Linked DNA regions of Homo sapiens: region 1 is linked to region 2. Evidence: chromatin loops called from intact Hi-C (ENCODE). Cell type or tissue: A673. All regions are shown on one strand. Links, peaks and the distances in the headings refer to the core of each region. The heading gives the core; the rest is flanking DNA. Region 1 has its middle 12 kb from the start of MACROH2A2. Region 2 overlaps COL13A1 (collagen type XIII alpha 1 chain).

Region 1 (17,025 bases), core at 6,223-10,222, 100 kb before region 2:
TTTTGAATAGTGAACATGATTGGTGTTAAACTTTTATTTCCTTGATCACGACTGATGACTTTAGGATCTTAATCATGTGTGGAGGGGGAATAATATCCTTAAAAAAAAAAGGACACGCAGGCAATCATTAGGCCAACAAAGACTATGCTTATAATTTCTGGCTAAAATGAATGTCTTGGTCTCCTAGCAAAAGAAACATTTTACTAGTCCTGGTTCTTAAAAACAGTGACAAACTATGTCTTTTTTGATACTAAGTCTTGACCCTTTGGTTCTGGGAAAGGGGATTTGCATGAGTAGGTATGTGTGTGTATAGATGCATATTTAGATATGTACATTTATATATGAATCAAATATTTGATGCATATGTTACATGTGTATACCTTGTAAGATGAGTAATGACTGAGATTCCAGTGTGCTCAGAGTTAGGGCTGGTTTGGATTTTAAAGAAATCTACCGAATGTTTAGCGTTTAACTGATGAACTATATTGTAAAAGAAAATGAAGTGTTTCAGCTTTTTAAGACAAATACACTGTCAGTCCCAATTATGCAAAGTTGTGGTTAGGAAAATAAGGCACGTGGTATCATTACGTTTAATGGAAACAGAGCCCAGAGCTAAGGGGAGTGTGCCAGTTGGTAACTTGCTCTGATCGGTTACGGAGCTTTCTGGGAGATCATCCTGTTACCTCCAGGCAGAGTTCTTTGTGACAATTGTGATGAGAAGTGGCAGCAAGTATCCAGAGAGTTTGGACTTTAGCATCTGTGTTGGCAGATCTGTGCAATGTGACCTCACACCTAAACAAAATTGCTCTTTACAGTTTAGGCCCAGTCTGGAGAATGGGGGCATTGATTTTCCAAATCCACAAATGCAGAATACCATAGTGAAACTATAATTTATTTATACAAATGGTGTGTTTTTACAAAGGCCATCTGTCAGTTGACTCTCTGATCTAAAACAAATCTGTTTGTTCCCCCAGAAGAAATAACATGTCTGTTGAAAAAAGATTTATGGACGACAGGCTGCCCAATCCACCAACCATTGGTATAATAGTAACTATTTATGATATATTTACTTCTAAAGGAGTGCTGTGAGTGGAATCTATTACTTGTAAAGTATGGTAATTAATTTTTCATTACCTCAAAGCCAAGAAATGGAGCCCACTTGCATTTATTAAGATTGCTGTGTGAGAAACATGTTCCTTCTGGAAAAAAATATCCAAGTAAAGCATTCATAGAGCTGTGGCTCTGTGATAACTCACTGTTCTGATTGGGTAGATATAGGCCCATGGGGTTGATCTCAAGCCTTTGATTATTTTCTGGAGGACAAGGGGACGAATCACTCTTGAATGACCATGGCTACTTTATCTCTAGGCACCATGGATGGCCCTCATTAAAAATTAGAACTTTCTATTAATACTAAAAGAAAAGAAGATTCTAGGCTAGGAGAAATTGAAATGGAAAAGAAGGGAAGGCTCTCTGCCCTATCTCCACTTCTCCCCAGCCCCTGACCCCTGCCAGAAAAGAGATACTCAAACTATTTATCTGTTTATCTATTTATTCCTGGACTCCCACCCCCAGCTTTACTGAGGTATAATTGACAGATAAAATTGTACAGTTGACCCTCTATTTCTTTTTATTATTACTATTATACTTTAAGTTCTAGGGTACATGTGTACAATGTACAGGTTTGTTACATATGTATACATGTGCCATGTTGGTGTGCTGCACCTGTGAACTCGTCATTTACATTAGGTATATCTCCTAATGCTATCCCTCCCCCCTCCTCCCACCCCATGACAGGCCCCGATGTGTGATGTTCCCCACCCTGTGTCCAAGTGTCCTCATTGTTCAATTCCCACCTATGAGTGAGAACATGCGGTGTTTGGTTTTCTGTCCTTGTGATAGTTTGCTCAGAATGATGGTTTCTAGCTTCATCCATGTCCCTATGAAGGACATGAACTCATCCTTTTTTATGGCTGCATAGTATTCCATGGTGTATATGTGCCACATTTTCTTAATCTAGTCTATCATTGATGGACATTTGGGTTGGTTCCAAGTCTTTGCTATTGTGAATAGTGCCGCAATAAACATACGTGTGCATGTGTCTTTATAGCTGCATGATTTATAACCCTTTGGGTATATGCCTAGTAATGGGATGGCTGCAGTTGACCCTTTATTTCTATGGGTTTTGCATCCATGGATTCAACCAACCATGGTTTGAAAATGTAGTTAGGCCTGTAATAGTTGCATCTGTGCTGAACTTGTAGGGACTTTTTTCCTTATCATTATTCCCTAAATACAGTATTACAACTATTTACATAGGATTTGCATTGTGTTAGGTATTATAAGTAATCTAGAGATAATGGGCATAGGTTACATGCAAATATGGACCATTTTATATAAGGGACTTGAGCATCCTTGGATTTGGTATCTGCAGAAGTTTCTAGAACCAATCCTCTGTGGATACTGAGGGACAATTGTATGTATTTAAGGGATACAATGTGATGCTTTCATATGCATATATATTGTGAAATTATTGTCACAATCATTAACACATCAGTCACCTTACATAGTTACCTTTGTGTGTGTGCACTGAGGACATTTAAGACCTACTCTCTTAGCAACCTTCAGGTAAACAATACAGTATTATTAACTCTAGTCACCATGTTGTACATTAGATCCCCAGAATGTGTTCCTTATAACTGAAAGTTTGCACTCTTTGGCCAACATCTTTTCATTTCCCTCAGTTCCCAGCCCCTGGCAACCACCATTCTACTCTGTTTCTTTGAGTTTGGCTTTTTTTTTTTTTTTTTTTTGAGTTAGAGTCTTTCTCTGTTGCCCAGGCTGGAGTGCAGTGGTGCGATCTCGGCTCACTTCAACCTCTGCCTCTCAGATTCAAGCCATTCTCCTGCCTCAGCCTCCCAGGTAGCTGGGACTATAGGCATGCACCACCACGCCCAGCTAATTTTTTTTTGTATTTTTAGTAGAGATGGGGTTTCACCATGCTGGCCAGGCTAGTTTCGAACACCTGACCTCAAGTGATACTCCCGCCTCAGCCTCCCAAAGTGCTGGGATTACAGATGTGAGTCACCGCACCTGGCCAAGTTTGACTTCTTTAGATTCCACATATAAGTGAGCTTATACATTTCTCCTTCCTTGTCTGACTTGTTTCACTTATTAGCATGATGCTCTCAAGGTCCATCCATGTTGTCACCAATGGCACGATTTCCTTCTTTTTAATGACTGTATATAATGGCAAAAACTGCAATGACTTTTGCACCAACCTAATATATACATACACACACACACATACACACACACACACACACACACACACACACACACACAGAGTTTCTTTATCCATTAATTCATCAATGGACATTTAAGTTGTTTCCATGTCCTGGCTATAGTGAATAATGGTGCAATGACCATAGGAGTGCAGATATATCTGAAGCTACTGTTTTTATTTCCTTAGGATATATACCCAGAGGATGGGTTGCTGGATCATAAGATAGTTCTATTTTCAAAATTTTGAGGAACCTGCATACTGTTTTCCATACTGGCCCTATCAAATTTCATTTTCACCAGTAGCTTACAATGGTCCCTTTTCTCCACATCCTTGTCAATGCTTTTAATCTTGTCTTTTTGATAACAGCTTAACCTAATGGAGGTGAGGTGATATCTCCTTGTGGTTTCAATCTGCATTTCCTTGAAGACTCATGATGCTAAGCACCTTTCATGTACCTGTTGGCCATTTATCTGCCTTTGGAACAATGTCTATTCAGGTCATTTGCCCCTTTTTAAATGAGGGCTTTTTTAATTTTAATTTTTATTTATTTATTTATTTATTTTGCTATTGAGTTGTATGAGGAGTTCCTGATGTATTTTGGATATTAAATCCTAATGGGACATATGGTTTGCAAATATTTTCCCCATTTCATAAGTTACCTTTTCATTTTGTTGATTGTTCCTTTGTTGTGAAGATTTTTAGTTTGATGCCATCCCATTTGTTTATTTTTGTTATTGTTGTTGCCTCTGCTTTTGAGGTCATATCCAAAAAAATCATTTCCTAGACCAATGTCAAGGAGCTTTCTCCTAGGTTTTATTCTACATGTTTACAGTTTCAGGTCTTACATAGAAGTCTTTAATCTATTTCAAGTTATTTTTTGTGAGTAGTGTAAGACGGAAGCTCAATTTCATTCTTTTGCATGTGGATATCCAGTTTTTCCTATGCCATTTGTTGAAGAGGCTGTCCTTCCCCCATTGTGTATTCTTGGCACCTTTGTCAAAGATCAGTTTACTGTATTAAATATTTACTTACTTTGGAATATTTATTTTTGAACGGGACCTAATATTTCTCAAGTACATATTCTCTTCCAGAGGCTTGGCTAGGTCACAGGAGAGGTACAAAAACCCATGCCTTCTTCCCTCTGGAAACTTGCGGTCTACCTGATAATTCAGGGCTTGGTGATGGGTAGACAAATCCCCTTGAAATTGTCCATGAAAAGTGGTTAACAAGAGTCGGTAGTTATCTCCAAACATCTTTCTTAAGTTAACATCTTTCTTAAGTTTTCTGAACCATTCTTAAGATCAGCTAAACCAGGTTTCTTCCTCAGATGTCTTACTTTATTTGCTTTTTATTTATTTTTGCTTTTCAAATATTTAAAAACATAAGTAATACTTGAACATGGTACAAAGGTAGACAGTCCAAGGGACCCTTTCTCTTATGTCTCTGTATTAGGTCATTCTTGCATTGCTATTAAGAAATACCTGAGGCTGGGTAATTTATAAAGAAAAGAGATTGCACTATTTACAATAGCAACGACTTGGAACCAACCCAAATATCCATCAATGAGAGACTGGATAAAGAAAATGTGACACATATACACCGTGGAATACTATGCAGCCATCAAAAAAATGAGTTCATGTCCTTTGCAGTGACATGGATGAAGCTGGAAGCCATCATTCTCGGCAAACTAACACAGGAACAGAAAACCAAACACCACATGTTCTCACTCATAAGTGGGAGTTGAACAATGATAACACAGGGAAGGGAACATCACACACTAGGGCCCGTTGGGGGATGGGGGGCGAGGGGAGGGAGAGCATTAGGACACATACCTAATGCACGTTGGGCTTAAAACCTAGATGACGGGTTGACAGGTGCAGCAAACCACCATGGCACATGTATACCTATGTAACAAACCTGCACGTTCTGCACATGTATCCCAGAACTTAAAGTAAAATTTAAAAACTAAAAAAAAAAAAAAAAAAAAAAAAAAAGATTTAACTGGCTCACGGTTCTGCAGGCTGTGCAAGCATGGAGCCCACATCTCTTTGCTTCTGGGGAGGCCTCAGGGAGCTTTCACTCCTGGTAGAAGGTGAAGCGGGAGCTTATGCATCACATGGCAAAAGCAGGAACAAGAGAGGGTGGGGAGGTGCCACACACTTGTAAACGACCTGATCTCGTGAGAACTCACTCACTGTCTTGAAGACAACACCAGGCCACGAAAGACCTGCCCCAATGGCCCAAACACCTCTCGCCAGGTCCCACCTCTAGCACTGGGGATTAGAGTTCAACATGAGATTTGGGCAGGGACAAATATCCAAACTATATCAGTCTCCCAGGCAACCAGTTGTCCTTTTTAAGGTGACCAAAGTTCACAGTTTCTTCTATGTTCTTCTAAGTGCATATTTTTCTCCCATGTTTCTCCCTGTGGACAGAGGTCTTATTTTTCTTCTCTGGGGGATTTTGGGGGAGTCTTAAGATTTGAATCCCTCAAGAGACAGATTTTTAAGACAGCATATTTACTTCTTGTCTGTGAGGTCTCAGGCAGAAGAGTGGATGCAGAGGCTCAGAGTGAGACTTTGGTGAAGGTATGGTTGTGGGATCTCCTGCCGGGCCTGCAAAGTGAAAAATCTCCATGTCCAGATCTAGAAATCCTGCCAATTCCTCCCACCCATGGCATAAGTCGAAGCTCATATGAGGGGCAACCCAGGGACACAGCTGGTACTGAAATATGTTTTAGGTCTCAGGCTTATAGCTCTGAAGATAAGAGGACCCTTCCTTTCTTCCTGATACATCCTTGTGGATGCCCAGATGCCATTCTGCTTTATTTCCCAAAAATGCTACTCCCAGCAGTGGTGCCAGAGATGAAGTGGCACTGTCCAGGATGTCCATTATATGGACAAGTCTCAGGACAGTTGGACTAAGCCTGTGGACCCTCAAGCTCCCTGCTGCAAAAAGCATCAGAAATGATGTGATGGATCCTGGCTGGGATCACATCCAAAGTCATGTCTACCTGGGACCTCTGAAACATGGGGTCCACAGGCAGGGTCACCTGCATCTGGAGTGCTGCTCTCTAGTTTGGGCTGCCAACCTTTCCATCTGGGGTCTGGGCCTCAGCTCAGCCCTTGGGGGATCTGAGGGTAGTGGGCCAGGGCATACACTGCCCTGGGGGCTGCATGGATAGGAGACTGATGTGGCCAAGGCACCCTGGGAGCATGGGTTTCAGAAATAATGGGGATGGGAGGCAGCCCATGGCTTCCTGCAGCCACTCAGCTGTGGCCTTCTCCATATTTGCTGCAGGTATGGCTCTCAGCAACTTCTCTACCTGCACCCTGTTCCTACCTTTTATACAGGAATTTCTATCTCTGTTCCTGGGCCTCTACACACCACTGCTCACCTCACCGGATTGGTCTTTTGGTTTTATTTGGGTTGGGGAAGAGTACTCAGATGAGGGGGAGAGAGCGCACATCAAAGGATATTGGGGGACCTGCCCCGATAATCACGTAGGTTCTTTTCTATTTTTCCTAAGCGTCGGCCGGCTTGAGAAATAAAGGGACAGAGTACAAAAGAGAGAAATTTTAAAGCTGGGCATCCGAGGGAGACGTCACACGTTGTTAGGATCCGTGATGCCCCACAAGCCACAAAAACCAGCAAGTTTTTATTAGAGATTTTCAAAAGGGGAGGGAGTGTGCGAATAGGTGTGGGTGACAGACATCAAGTACTTAACAGGGTAATAGAATATCACAAGGCAAGTGGAGGCAGGGCGAGATCACAGGACCACAGGACGAAGGCGAAATTAAAATTGCTAATGAAGTTTCGGGCACCATTGTCATTGATAACATCTTATCAGGAGACAGGGTTTTGGGATCAACCGGTCTGACCAAAATTTATTAGGCGGGAATTTCCTCTTCCTAATAAGCCTGGGAGCACTATAGGAGACTGGAGTCTATTTCACCTCTGCAGCCTCAACCATAAGAGACGACCATGCCCCGGCGGGGGGGCCAGTTTAGAGACCCACCTCCAGGTGCGCATTCTCTTTCTCAGGGATGTTCCATGCTGAGAAAAAGAATTCAGCAATATTTCTCCCATTTGCTTTTGAAAGAAGCAAAATATGGCTCTGTTCCTCCCGGCTCAGCAGTGGTCAGAGTTTAAGGTTATCTCTCTTATTCCCTGAACAATTGCTGTTATCCTGTTCTTTTTTCAAAGTGCCCAGATTTCATATTGTTTAAACACACATGCTGTACAATTTGTGCAGTTAATGCAATTATTACAGGGTCCTGAGGCGATATACATCCTCCTCAGCTGACAGGATTAAGAGATTAAAGTAAAGACAGGCATAGGAAATCACAAGGGTATTGATTGGGGAAGTGATAAGTGTCCATGAAATCTTTACAATTTATGTTTAGCGATTGCAGTAAAGACAGGCATAAGAAACTACAAAAGTATTAATTTGGGGAACTAATAAATGTCCATAAAATCTTCACAATCCACGTTCTTCTGCCATGGCTTCAGCCGGTCCGTCTGTTTGGGGTCCCTGACTTCCCGCAACAAAGGAAGCTCAGTTATTCTTTGCTGTCACATAGGTTTATGCCTCCATCTTTTTCCTTCCTTCCTTCCTTCTTTCCTTCCTTCCTTCCTTCCTTCCTTCCTTCCTTCCTTCCTTCCTTCCTTCCTTCCTTCCCCTTACTAGGGCTCTTGGACACTTTAAGGTCCACTGAGATCTGTTAGGGCTCTTGGAAGATACTAAGGGTCTTAAATGTTGAATGTATGTGCATTTCTGTTGAAAAGATCCATCTTATGCTTTGTTTTGGCAGGTTCTCAAAGGGATTTCCACTACTTAAGGTAGCTAATCATTTCATCTTCTTGCCTTTCCCTAGGCTCCCATTCTGTGTTTTTTTTTTTTTTTCTTTGAGACAGAGTGTCACTCTGTCGCCCAGGCTAGAGTGCAGTGTCGCTCACTGCAACCTCCTCCTGGGTTCAAGTGATTCTCTTACCTCAGCCTCCCAAGTAGCTGGGATCACAGGTGCATACCACCATGCCTGGCTAATTTTTGTATTTTTAGTAGAGATGGGGTTTTGCCATATTGGCCAGGCTGGTCTCGAACTCCTGACATCAGGTGATCTGCTCGCCTCGGCCTCCCAAAGTGCTATGATTACAGGCGTGAGCCATCATGCCTGACCTTCCCAGGCTCCCATTCTTACCAGCCGAGCCCTAGTTCCTTTGTTATGTGCTCTGAGAAACTTCATTCCTCCCTTTACAACAGAGATGGACGAACTTTTTACATAAAGGGCCAGATTGTGAATATTTTAGATCTGTGAGCCAAGAGGCAAAATAATGTAAGTACTTACATTACAAGAGAAAACAAATTTCCACCATTTTTATTAATAAAATTCTAAATATAATAATAATAATAATAATAATAATGGAGTACAATTTTTTTTTGTAGTACAGGCCTACCAATGAGAATAATGGAGTTCTGTTTTAGAGGTTATAACATTTCTCTTAGTTGGAAGTCAAATTTAGTGTTTGCTGTAATCAAAACTGATCATAAATGTTCATCTATTAATGTTGGGCAGTAATGAATTTTTTATATTAAATTTTTAAAAATAAAATGTGAATATTACCTAATTTTTATGTGTCATCAAATATTCTTTGTTTATTTTTCTATTTTTTATTTATTTTTAAGTGTTTTTGGAGACAGGGTCTTGCTTTGTCACCCAGACTGGAGTTCAGTGGCATGATCATGGCTCACTGCAGATTTAACCTCCTGGGCTCAAGTGATCCTCCCATCTCTGCCTCCCGAGTAGCTGGGACCACAGGCTTGCACCACCATGCCTGGCGAATTTTTTAGCATTGTTTGTAGAGACAGAGTTTTGCCATGTTGCCCAGGCTGATCTTGAACTCCTGAGCTCAAAAAATCTGCCTGCCTCTGCTCCCAAAGTGCCCAGATTATAGGTGGGAGCCACCACACCTGGCCTTTTTGTTTTATTTTTATTGAAACATTTAAAAATGTAAAAATCATTCTTAGCTTATGTACTGCACAAAAATAGTCTGTGGGCTAAATTTGTTCTTAGGGCCATCATTTGCCAAACTTTGCTTTGTAGTACTCACCACAACTTATGCTATACTCATTTGTTTTCTCCTCTTCCTCTTGCTTTAAATATCAAATAATCCTAAATGGCTTTTAGCAAAAAACAGCATTTTCCTGCTCCACTTTTTTCTTGTTCCACTGCTCATCTCCAAAGGTAAGCACTGTAAATTCTTAGCTGTTTCTTCTGATATTTATCTACATACATCTAGAAATAAATAAAGGAAGGAAGGAAGGGAAGAAACAAAGAAGAGAAAAGAAAAAGTAATGTAACACTGTTTCTTGACTTATCAGTTTGAGACACTATTCCTAGTGATTTATTACTGTGAAATGAGGATTAATTCTCTTACACTCTTTCTTTTCTTCCCACTTCCTTTTTTCCTATCCCCTTGATATAGTTATATCATAGTTTTTGGTTAAATTAATATGATTGTGATCATATAGTTATTGCAGCAGAGCCATATAGTATACTATACTTCCTATCTTGTCCAATATTTGTTTTTCCTGAAAACAATAATTGCCTTTTACCCACTTTGGCTTAACTATCTTTGTGCTTTTTGGCAGATCCTGTTCACAACCTCCCAGGCCATGTAATGCTGGAGGTAACTGTGCCTAGTAATATTGCTACAATGCTGCCATACAACTATGCATGGGTGATGCCTGTCATTTTCAGTATAACTGGTAACAGTGTAGCAAGATGGAGCTGTGGTATGGTATGAAGTTGTACCCTTGACCTAGATGTTAGATTCTGCAACTTATGCAAGGTGGTTTTGCAATCATGTATACTAATGATGTTGAAGTTTCAGGATGACCAGACTGGAAGCAGCAGAGACTTTGCAAATGCCCCTTTAGGCTTCCTGCAGGATGTTACTGTAGGCAAGTAGAAGGTCTTCACCACCTTGAGCATGCCTCCTGTGAGGACCTGGAAATTTGAGGAGCCACCCTCAACCCCTACCCCAAACAGCTGACATCTTTCTTTCCTTCATTCCTGGCAGCATATCCTTTCAGCTTGCTACAGTGAAATACTGTTTGTATTAGGTGTTTTTTTTTTTTGTGACAGAGTCTCACTCTGTCACCAAGGCTGGAGTGCAGTGGTGAGATCTCAGCTCACTGCAACCTTGGTCTCCTGGGTTCAATCAATCTGCCTGCCTTGGCCTTCCAAAGTGATGTGATTACAGGCATGAGCCACTGCGCCTGGCCCTAAATCATGCTCTTAAAGGCAAGAGGCATGTCTTGTTGCCTGGAAGGAACATGGCTATAGTGGTGAGCTAGCCTCAACCATGCAGAAGAGAGTGGCATCCTGGAAAGGCTGAGCACCAAAAGGGAAGGATATGAGTTTCCAACATTGTAGGGTACCCTATTAGCCTTGGCCTTTTTTTTCAAGAGATAGGTTATTGCTATGTTGTTCAGGCTGGCCTAGACCTCCTGGCCTCAAGCAGTTCTCCCACCTTGGCCTCCCAAAGTGCTGGGATTACAAGCGTGGACCACCATGCCTGGCCATCTAGGCCTTCTAATGCTTCTTGTAATATGGAAGAGAAGTACAACTCCATTTTATTTCATTCATTATCAGTAGAATCTGCATCCTGACTAATCCATTACATGTGTTTAATCTGCCAAGTTGTACTGGAGGAGATCCTTCATTACATGTAGAATAAAGATTTCTTGTCTTTTTCACATAAAGGAAATAAAAGCCTCAAAAATGTTAAACAGTGGAGGAAGAAACATATCTCTCAGCTGGATGAATAGATGAACTCTTGGCGTGCTACCATACTTCCAATTTATTTTATTTTTATTTGCATGGTTCATGGAAGGAAGAAGGAGCTTAGAAACTAAAGACTCAGTTCTAGTTTTAGTTTCTCCACTGTGTGACCTTGGGCAATTAATAGAATCTCTGAGTTTTATCATCTACAAAATGATAATAGCTAACCGCTATTATCCCTTAACCAGAGGGGGGCTGTATACCAAATTCTACTTTTGTAATGATGTCTTTAAATATTTGCTTTACAAATTCATTTATTTACAATGAGTCTAAAATTAATCTTTAAAATGAATGATTATTTATTTTACTTAAAATGAATGGCATTTAATATATAAACTTATATGTATTATAATATTATTGATGGGCTAGGGGCAGTGGCTCATGCCTGTAATCCCAGGACTTTGGGAAGCTGAGGTGAACAGATCACTTGAGCTCAGGAGCTCGAGATAAGCCTGGGCAACATAGGGAAACCCCATCTCTATAAAAAAAGAAAAATATGGGCAAAGGATATGAACAGACACTTCTCAAAAGAAGACATTTATGCAGCCAAAAGACACACGAAAAAATGCTCATCACTGGCCATCAGAGAAATGCAAATCAAAACCACAATGAGATACCATCTCACACCAGTTAGAATGGCAATCATTAAAAAGTCAGGAAACAACAGGTGCTGGAGAGGATGTGGAAAAATAGGAACATTTTTGCACTGTTGGTGGGACTGTAAACTAGTTCAACCATTGTGGTAGTCAGTGTGGTGATTCCTCAGGGATCTAGAACTAGAAATACCATTTTACCCAGCCATCCCATTACTGGGTATATACCCAAAGGACTATAAATCATGCTGCTATAAAGACACATGCACACGTATGTTTATTGTGGCACTATTCACAATAGCAAAGACTTGGAACTAACCCAAATGTCCAACAATGATAGATTGGATTAAGAAAATGTGGCACATATACACCACGGAATACTATGCAGCCATAAAAAATGATGAGTTCATGTCCTTTGTAGGGACATGGATGAAATTGGAAATCATCATTCTCAGTAAACTATCGCAAGGACAAAAAACCAAACACCGCATGTTCTCAGTCATAGACGGGAATTGAACAATGAGAACACATGGACACAGGAAGGGGAACATCACACTCTGGGGACTGTTGTGGGGTGGGGGGATCGGGGAGGGATAGCATTAGGAGATATACCTAATGCTAAATGACGAGTCAATGGGTGCAGCACACCAGCACGGCACATGTATACATACATAACTAACCTGCACATTGTGCACATGTACCCTAAAACTTAAAGTATAATAATAATAATAATAAAAACTTAAAAATCTTGATAGCTGTTATTTATTATACATTTTCCATATGTCAGGACCTGCAAAGCACTTTAATAATGGTAGTGATGTTGACAGTAATGAACTGTTATTGCATGCTTGCTATATGCTATATGCTGTATACTACACTAACTGCTTTATGTGTATTAGCTCATATACTGCTTACATCAACCCCTTATGATGTTCTGTTATTAAGCCCACTTTATAGGTGAGGAAAGTGAGACCAGCAGTGGTTATGTAACTTGTCTAAGACAAGGATTCATATCCATGTGCAGGCTGACTTTAAAGCCTTTGCTCTTATGCTGCTATGTTGCTTTCTCTTTTTTTTTTAAGAGACAGAGTCTTGTTATGTTGCCCCATGATGGAGTATAGTGGTGCAATCATGGCTCACTGCAGCCTTGAACTCCTGGGCTCAAGCGATCCTCCCACCTCAGCCTCCCAAGTAGCTAGTCTGCAGCCTGTATTTCTTTCTAAATAAAAAATGTATCAAGAAAATGGGCAGGTAAGATTAGAGAATCATAAACTGAACCTTCAACAAGATTTGCCTCTAACTTGAAACTTACTGTTTGGAACCCATGGCCATGACACAGCTTAGAACCATGGAAGGGATGTAGGGTCATCCCTTGTAACCCCCACCCAGGGTGAAAATTCTGTCTGTGATAGCCTGGACAGATGGTCACCCCGCCTGTGTTTTAACACCTCACTGGCTGAGCTTCCACTGCTTTTCTAGTGCCTGTGCCACTGTTGGGAAATCTCAACAATGTTGGTTTTCAGACTCAAGCCCCTGTGTTTCTTGCTGCCTTTGCAAAGCTAAAGCCATCAAGTGGCAGCAAATCTCTCCCTGGCTCTCATCCCTCTCCCTTTTCTGTCTCCCACCCTTTGATAGAAAATTTCATAAAGAAGATGGCATTAGAGCTGAATATGGAAAGGCTGCATGGGATTTCAGTAGGTGGAGATGGGAGAAGGCAGGATTAGAGGCAGAGACTGGAAGTTGGCCAGGTGGGGGTGTGGCTGGTGTGCCAGCCTAGCTGTTCATTCAGTGCCTGAGAGCAGGTTCACAGGAAGGTATCTTTGGAATGGCAGGCTGAGGCCTTAATATGAGAAATTATCTTGAATAGACTCCAAAGTGATTCAACTAAGAATTTTTGCAAGTGTGCTTTATGTTGAGAAGTTAACACAGCCCGATTGCCTTATTTACACATGCTTATTTTCATAAAAAGACACTTGCTGTGGTCTGAATGTTTGTATCCCCCAGAATTCATATGTTGAAACCTCACCTCCAATGCAATAGTACTAAAAGAGGTGGGGTCTTTAGGAGGTGATTAGATCATGAGGACGGAGACCTCATGAATGGGATTAGTGTCCTTTTGAGAGGCTGGAGGAAGCTTGTCTTCTCTTCTGCCATGTGAGAATGCAGCAAGAAGGTGCCATCTCTGATGAGCAAGCCCTCACCAGATGCTGAAGTTGCTGGCACCTTGATCTTAGGCGTCCCAGCCTCCAGAACTGTGAACAATAAATTTCTATTGTTTATAAATTACCTAGTCTAAGGTACAGTCATCCCCTCATATCTGTGGATTCTGCATCTGTGGATTCAAGTAACCAGGGATCAAAAATATTTGGAAAAATTATTGCATCTGTACTAAAAATGTACAGAATTTTTCTTGTCATTATTCATTAAACAACACAGTATGATGATCATTTACCTAGCATTTAAATTGTATTAAGTTTTATAGGTAATCTACAGGTGATTTTAATTATATGGAAGGATGTACCTAGGTTATATGCAAATACTACACCATTTTTTAACAGGGACTTGAGCATCATCGAGTTTTGGTATCCACAGGAGGTTCTGGAACCAGTCCCCCACGGATATCAAGGGACGAGTGCATTTTGTTATAGCCGCTCAAAAGGACTAAGACAATATTCTTCAAACAGGCATGTTAAGTAGATTTACCGATGAGTTATCTGTACAAGGTCGCAGCAGCCTGTCCCTTGTGTCAGGTTTTGTCAGGAGGCCCACTTCTCTTTCTAGTACATCATGCTGCCTGTCTCTCTGATTGTCCCTTGCTTCCAGCTTATTTGATAAGAGTATTCTCCACTTCATTTTGTGTTGCTGATCATGAAATTGAGTGCTCCCAATTATATGACAGGTGAGCAAGAAGAACCTTACTTAGAGCCAGAGGGGAAGGTCACAATTAAGATCTTTAAGAACTTTCAAAAAGACATCCCTGCAGAATGGCTATGACAGCTGCTGCTCATTGAGATTAGGAACCGTTGGCTTGAAACCAGCTAGTGCTGAACAGCGGGACTTCCTGCTCTGCTCCAAAGTGTTTATTTCATTCCACAGTGGCTGCCGAAATGCAGCCTCTAGGAATCCTGCTTTAAATGTGCCCCTGGAGACCCTGGGCTATTAAGGGTTATTGCTATTGGTCCTCTGTCTAGGAAATGATTCCAGTTCTACGTTATACATCTTTGAGTTGGCTTAAAGCACTGCATATGTTACTACAAAGTGTTGCAGTGATGTATATGTTTGTTTTGGTAACCCATATAGTCATTTTTCAGGAAAATTATGTTGGGGACATTATGGCACATAACCCAAGGAAGCAAATGTTCACCCATCAGATTTTTTCTTTTTAGAATAAACCCTTAGAGTAACTCTCACGTGTACATGTTTCTATTTTCCAAACAGAATGAGTGTCCAGATAACCTTTAGCTCACACCGATATACCCTTAAAATGGTTATATCTGTGAATGATTCAATTAAATTAATAGCCCCCAATGCCTCTTGTGGAACTAGTTTCAATTTTATTTTTTTAATTTATCATTTCTTTCTTTATTTGTAGAGATGGGGTCTTGCTTTGTTGCCCAGGCTAGTCTCAAACTCCTGGCTTCAAGAGATCCTCCTGCCTCAGCCTCCCAAAGTGCTGGGATTACAGGTGTGAGCCACTGCACCAGGCCTAAAATTTTCTTATATTGCTCAAAGGTTAGATAAAATCCTAATTTTTGAATTCTGTTACCATGAAACAGACCCTGCAATATATATACTTACAATACATGACATCCCATGTACCATACTATACTCCTTTTCACATTTGTAAATTAAAAGAAAATCAACGATCAAACGAGGCATTCTCAGCACCCCTCCCTTTTTACTGTGCTGTAGTCCCTTTGCTAATCTTTAGAATGTGTGCGGTGTTTTCTTGGGAACAATAGTAGGGCTGATATTCTACATGGCTAGCCTTACTTGACCCAACCCTAGCCATTCACAAACAATGGACATTAGTGGTATATTTTTCACTTTCCTGCTTGCTCTCTGAGCAATTAACTGTGCAGTAGGATATGTCTTTATCAGGTCCTCTGATTTCTAGTTAAACCTGGTATTTTCCTTGTGCTGATATTCTCTCCCTTGAGATACAGCCTTTTGCTGATGCTAAAGGTTTGTAGCAGTCTTCATTTAGGCTTGTTCTTATTTTTGGATACAGCTAATATAGGCATAAGGTTTCTGTCAGATGAAATTTAGAGGCACTCTATATTTCTGTTTAGAATATTAAAAACACAGAGCTGTTTCTACAGCATTTGTAAATGCAGCACCTCCTTGCTTACAAAACAATCACAAGATCCTCTGAACCATGCAAAGTCTCCCAAAGAAATCTCCAGGGTAGCAGATTGCAAACTGGCTTCGAGATAACTGTTCTTCACCTCCCGTCTCTCAGCCAAACATTATTATCAGCTAGAACAAGAAGTTCTTTAAAAGTGTGATTGTAGCTGTTTTTATTTTGATTCTGTGCATAAAAGTTTAATTATTTAATTTTTTTATTTTTTTTTAGAGATAAGGTCTTGCTCTGTTTCCCAGGCTGGAGTGCAGTGGTGCAATCATAGCTCACTGCAACCTTGAGCTCCTGGGATCAAGCGATGTTCCTGCCTCAGCCTCCTGAGTAGCTGAGATTACAGGCATGCATTACTGCATCTGGCTAATATTTTTATATTTTTATTTTTAGTTTTTGAGATGGAGTCTCGCTCTGTCACCCAGGTTGGGGTGCAGTGGCGCAATCTCAGCTCACTGCAATCTCTATCCCCTGGGTTCAAGCAATTCTCCTGCCTCAGCCTCCCGAGTAGCTGGGATTACAGACGCACACCACCACGCCCAGCTAATTTGTTGTTGTTGTTATTTTATAGTGGAGACAGGGTTTTACCATGTTGGCCAGGCTGGTGTCGAACTCCTGACTTCAAGTGATACACCTCCCAGAGTGCTAGGATTACAGACGTGAGCCACTGCGCCCAGCCAATAATTTTATTTTTTGTAGAGGTAGGGTCTCACTTTGTTGTCCAGGCTGGTCTCAAAATTCTGGCTTCAAGTGATCCTCCCACCTTGGCTCCCTAAAGTGCTGGAATTAGAGGCATGAGGTACTGTGCCTAGACTGTATATGAAATTTTAAAAATGCCTGCCAGTTCCTTAATTCTGGTTGCTAGTACATACCACAGAGCAATGCAGATAGGGATGGACAGGACTGATGTAAAAATGGAAGCAAAGAAGCCAAGGTAGTGAAGTA
Region 2 (4,000 bases), core at 1-4,000:
GCCATGGCCTCAGATCAGCCTCTGGCTTGGCCACCAACTTTGTATGTGACCTCCAGTGACCCACTTTCTTCTCTGGGACCATCAGTGAAATGATGGGATGGATCGCTAACATCCCTTCCAGCTCTTGGAAGAATGCCAACCTCAGTGGAGGGTTAGGGGGCATGGAGCCCGGGCTCCAGGGAGGGTGGTGGGATGCGCTCACCTGTACACAGGTGAGGCAGTGAAGAGGCCATCAGCCCTATCCAGCCCAGCCCCATATCATGACATGTGAACACCTTCTGAGCAGCTCCCCACCTCTGACCTGGGGCTTCTGGCTCTGGGCAGGCTGAGATCAGAGATCTCCACGAACCCAGGAGATGAACGGCCTTGGCCTGCTGGGACCACAAAGTCTGACTTTGTCTGTGCCTTTCTGCAATGACCAGTGCTTAAGAGGGGGGAGCAAGAGTTCTCTTGGGGTCCCTCTGGGAAAATGGACTGTAATGGAGACTATCTTCTTGTCCCACTACTTCCAAACCCTCCAAGCTTGGCCCCGTAAAGGCAGCAGGCTTTGATTGCTTCTGAACCAGGCTCAAGCAGGGCCTGAAGCTGCCCTCCCAGCTCAGTGCCCCTTGGGGTGGGGGAGCCTGTCTTCTTCAGCATTGCCTTTCCCCAGCACCAAGGTGGGGCCTGGGCCCAGAGGAGGAAGAGAATCAGAGCCTGTGGTCTTGCCCAGGTGGGAAAGACAAACCACATGGAACTCTGGATGCTCAGACTCTAGAACCTTAGCTTTCCGCTGGCTGTCCCCCAGTCCCAGCCCACACCCCTGGCCCATCAAACCCACCAGTCTTGCTGGGTCCAAGGTACTTACGGGTAGTCCCAGGGGACCACGGTCTCCTTTTTCTCCCTGGAAGCCTTTCTCTCCTTTTGCTCCATCTAGTCCTGCTTCCCCCTGGAGGAAAGGGAGAGGGGACGAGATCACACAAGGACATGTCCCAGACAATTCATTCTTGCATTCTGGGGTCCTGGAGGCTGGGGTGGCATTTGTAGAGGAAGGAGGGGTCAGGGTGGCAGGCTGAGGATACCAAGAATCCCTGAATTCTTAGCCTACTCTCGCCTCAGTTAGTAGCCCCTGTATCCTGTGGGAGCTTTGAGAGCCCCACAGAGAAAAGGACTAGGTGGCCTGGGGACAAACCCACAGGTCAGGCCTTGGCACAGGTGCCCAACTGCATGGCAGGAGAATGGGAACCTTACAGAGATTTGCTCAGATGCCTGAGATGCTACCTCCAGAGCCCTGAGGCTCACAGCCTAGTCGGGAGAACAAACTGCCCCGAAGTCTCTTGAATACCAGGGCATGAGGAAAGGGCCATTGTCACATCAACAGCCCCCAGCCCCCTCATCCATTTGAAATGGTTCAGGGGAGGCCGGGAGAGCCCAGTGCAGAGTCCCCCCAAGCTTGACCCAGGGAGGGGTCCCACCCTATGTTGCTGTCTCTCTCCCACCTCTACTCGGCATGAGTGAAGGGGCCAGGGCAGGTTTGATGGGAAAAGGATTTTAACCATTGGCTAAGAATCTAACCTGTCCCTTTGTGGGGTGACAGATGGGAAGCTTCTGAAGCCAAAGCACACCAGGTGTCAATGATGGATGCTAAAGGGAATCTAGGACTTCCTCCTGCCCTGACTGGACCCCCTTGGCTGGAGTGTCACCTAATGCCTTCTAGGAAAAAGGGTCAGCTGGTCTCAGGTGCACTTTCCCTCTTTTCTACTAGCACTGACACAGCGCCTGTCATGTGACTTCTCCTTACCTTTGGTCCAGGAACACCTTGGAGCCCCTGCATTTGGAATAAAGCAAGGTGCATTAGAACTGCATCTCTAGTTAACACAACTGCCTAGTCCACAAATGGATCACAGAAGAACAAGGGTTTTGGGTGCAGAGTATGGTTTGGGGTCCCTGCCCATGAGAGGTAGAAAGAAATGCTAAGTGGGGGTCATGCTTGGGGCTTCCTAGGGAATAGTCTGAGCCAGTCTTTTCCAGCCAGGGCTCACAGAAAATCTCTCTGTGGTCCTCATGGTTGACCCAGAGTCTCATGAAAGAAAGACACGGAGGTAACACAGCAAACATTAAATTAATACAGGCAAAGTGCTTGGAACAGTGTCTAGCATCCAATAAGTTTCAATAAACGCTGGCTCCTATCATTATTCCTACTGCTACTTCTACCATCCACAACAGAGGACACACAGTGCCTTGGGGACCATGAACCACACAGAGGCATGGGCCAGCATCTGTTGCTTCAGGGTGCTTGGGGGCCCTCTAGGGGTGATGCACAGGGGCCCCATGGTTACATTTCTGTAGCCAAGGAAAGCCAATCCAGTGGGGCTGGGGCTCGCCCTTCCTTCCTTCCTTTCCTTTCCTTCCTTCCTTCCTTCCTTCCTTCCTTCCTTCCTTCCTTCCTTCCTTCTTTCCTTCCTTCCTTCCTTCCTTCCTCCCTTCCCTCCTTCCCTCCCTCCCTCCCTCCCTTCCCTCACTCCCTCCCTCCCTCCCTCCTCCCTCTCTTTCTCTCTTTTTCTTTTTTTTTGAGACAGGGTCTCACTCTGGTTGCCCAGGTTGGAGTGCAGTGGTGCCATCTTGGCTCACTGCAGCCTCGATCTCTGGGGCCCAGGTGATTCTCCCACCTTAGCCTCTTGAGTAGCTGGGATTACAGATGTGTGCCACCACGCCCAGCTAATTTTTTGTATTTTTAGAAGAGACAGGGTTTCATTATGTTGCCCAGGCTGGTCTCAAACTTCCGGACTCAAGCGATCCACCTGCCTCAGCCTCCCAGAGTGCCAGATTGGTATCACGGGCGTGAGCCACTGTGCCAGACCGGTGAGTCACTTTCAAATGAGGAATGGGAGAAGCAGATGTTTGATGGCAAAGGGTGAGGTAAATGTTGGGCAGAGCTTAGAGACAAGGGACCCTGGGGCTGCCCTACCAGTCAGCTATTTCCAGGAAACCAGGCAATGCCTGGGCTCCTTGGTGTCCCCAGTATGGTGCTGTTTAACATGGGAGGGAAAAGGAGCGGGGAGGGGTTTGTAGACCAGAAAATCCCTCCCTGGGAGGAAGAGGTGATAGTGACTAAGGCTGAGGTTGAGCCCAGTGACTGCTGTGGAGAGGGGACATTAGTGGACTGGCCACTGACAAGCCCTCCAAACTTACCGGAGGTCCGGGAGGCCCCTCTGGCCCTGGCAGCCCAGGAACCTAAAAGCCAAAGGGGAGCCCTGTTACATTTGAAGTGGCCCTCCCTCCTGATAGGGCCTAGAGCCCAGCTGGAGACTGCAAGGCCAGAGGAGGACATGGCTGCCCACTGGAGGTCAGCCAGTGACTGCCCAGCACAGTATCCCCCAAAAAAGGCTCAGAACAGGTCAAAAACTCATAGCAACCCGGTGGACTGCTCAATGTTGAAAAAGCAAATTTCCAGGAACTGTCCCTAAAGATCTATTCTTCCAGATTTTTCTTGGAAAAAAAAAAACAAAAAAAACACCAGAAGATCTAGCAGCACTAGGTTCTTGTTCATGCATGGCAACAACAGCCTGGAGTGGAATTAGAGCTTTCCCCTCTAGGTGGGGCATGACACCTTCAGTTTACCCCAGTCCTCACCACTCCTTATTGTCTTTGATCCAGCGCTCTTGCAGTCACTTTTTGCAGGCCTGACCCTTGTAGACATTTGAGTTTGAGACCCTTGGCTTAGAGAAGCAGAGATTGGTTATCTGGAATGTGGGGAGACTGAGCTGTTCCTGGAGATTGCTCCTCAAGTCCCCAAGGTTTGTTACAGACAGGATGGGGACTGCTGGTCTCTGTTTCCCTTGAGAGCAGATGCAGATTGTGCTAGAGGAGATTCTGACTGGACAGTGAAGATGGAGGAGCTCAGGGCTGCCTCCTCTACAGAGGGTGGTGCCCATTGCAGCTTCTGTCTCTGATGAACACACACATCCTTTCATCCACAGGCAGCCACTGCTGGGTCCTTCTGAGCTGCTCACCCCGCCTC

Evidence for each region. A loop is a pair of places that touch in the nucleus more often than their neighbours do. Peaks named below come from ENCODE experiments on the same cell type or tissue, not always from the same donor. Only the 100,000 strongest peaks of a DNase experiment are listed, where the experiment ranks them.
Region 1: it touches region 2 in a loop (16-fold over the local background); 1 of 110 quality-filtered maps calls a loop at or near these places.

The regions. Positions count from the first base shown.
Region 1 is chr10:70,032,193-70,049,217 of GRCh38, reverse strand. No RefSeq gene overlaps it. Among named protein-coding and RNA genes, the nearest start is that of MACROH2A2, 12 kb to the left of the region's middle. In A673, for the core only: no CTCF peak of the experiment used is centred there; DNase peaks (open chromatin) are centred at 7,317 and 7,987; H3K27ac peaks cover 3,944 bases.
Region 2 is chr10:69,934,563-69,938,562 of GRCh38, reverse strand. COL13A1 (collagen type XIII alpha 1 chain) reads right to left here. Exons shown (of 41, transcript NM_001368882.1): 32 at 3,172-3,213; 33 at 1,781-1,807; 34 at 848-928. Among named protein-coding and RNA genes, the nearest start is that of LINC02636, 73 kb to the left of the region's middle. In A673, for the core only: CTCF peaks have their summits at 2,266 (motif pointing left) and 3,560; DNase peaks (open chromatin) are centred at 2,282, 2,912 and 3,562; H3K4me3 peaks cover 1,199 bases; H3K27ac peaks cover 3,790 bases.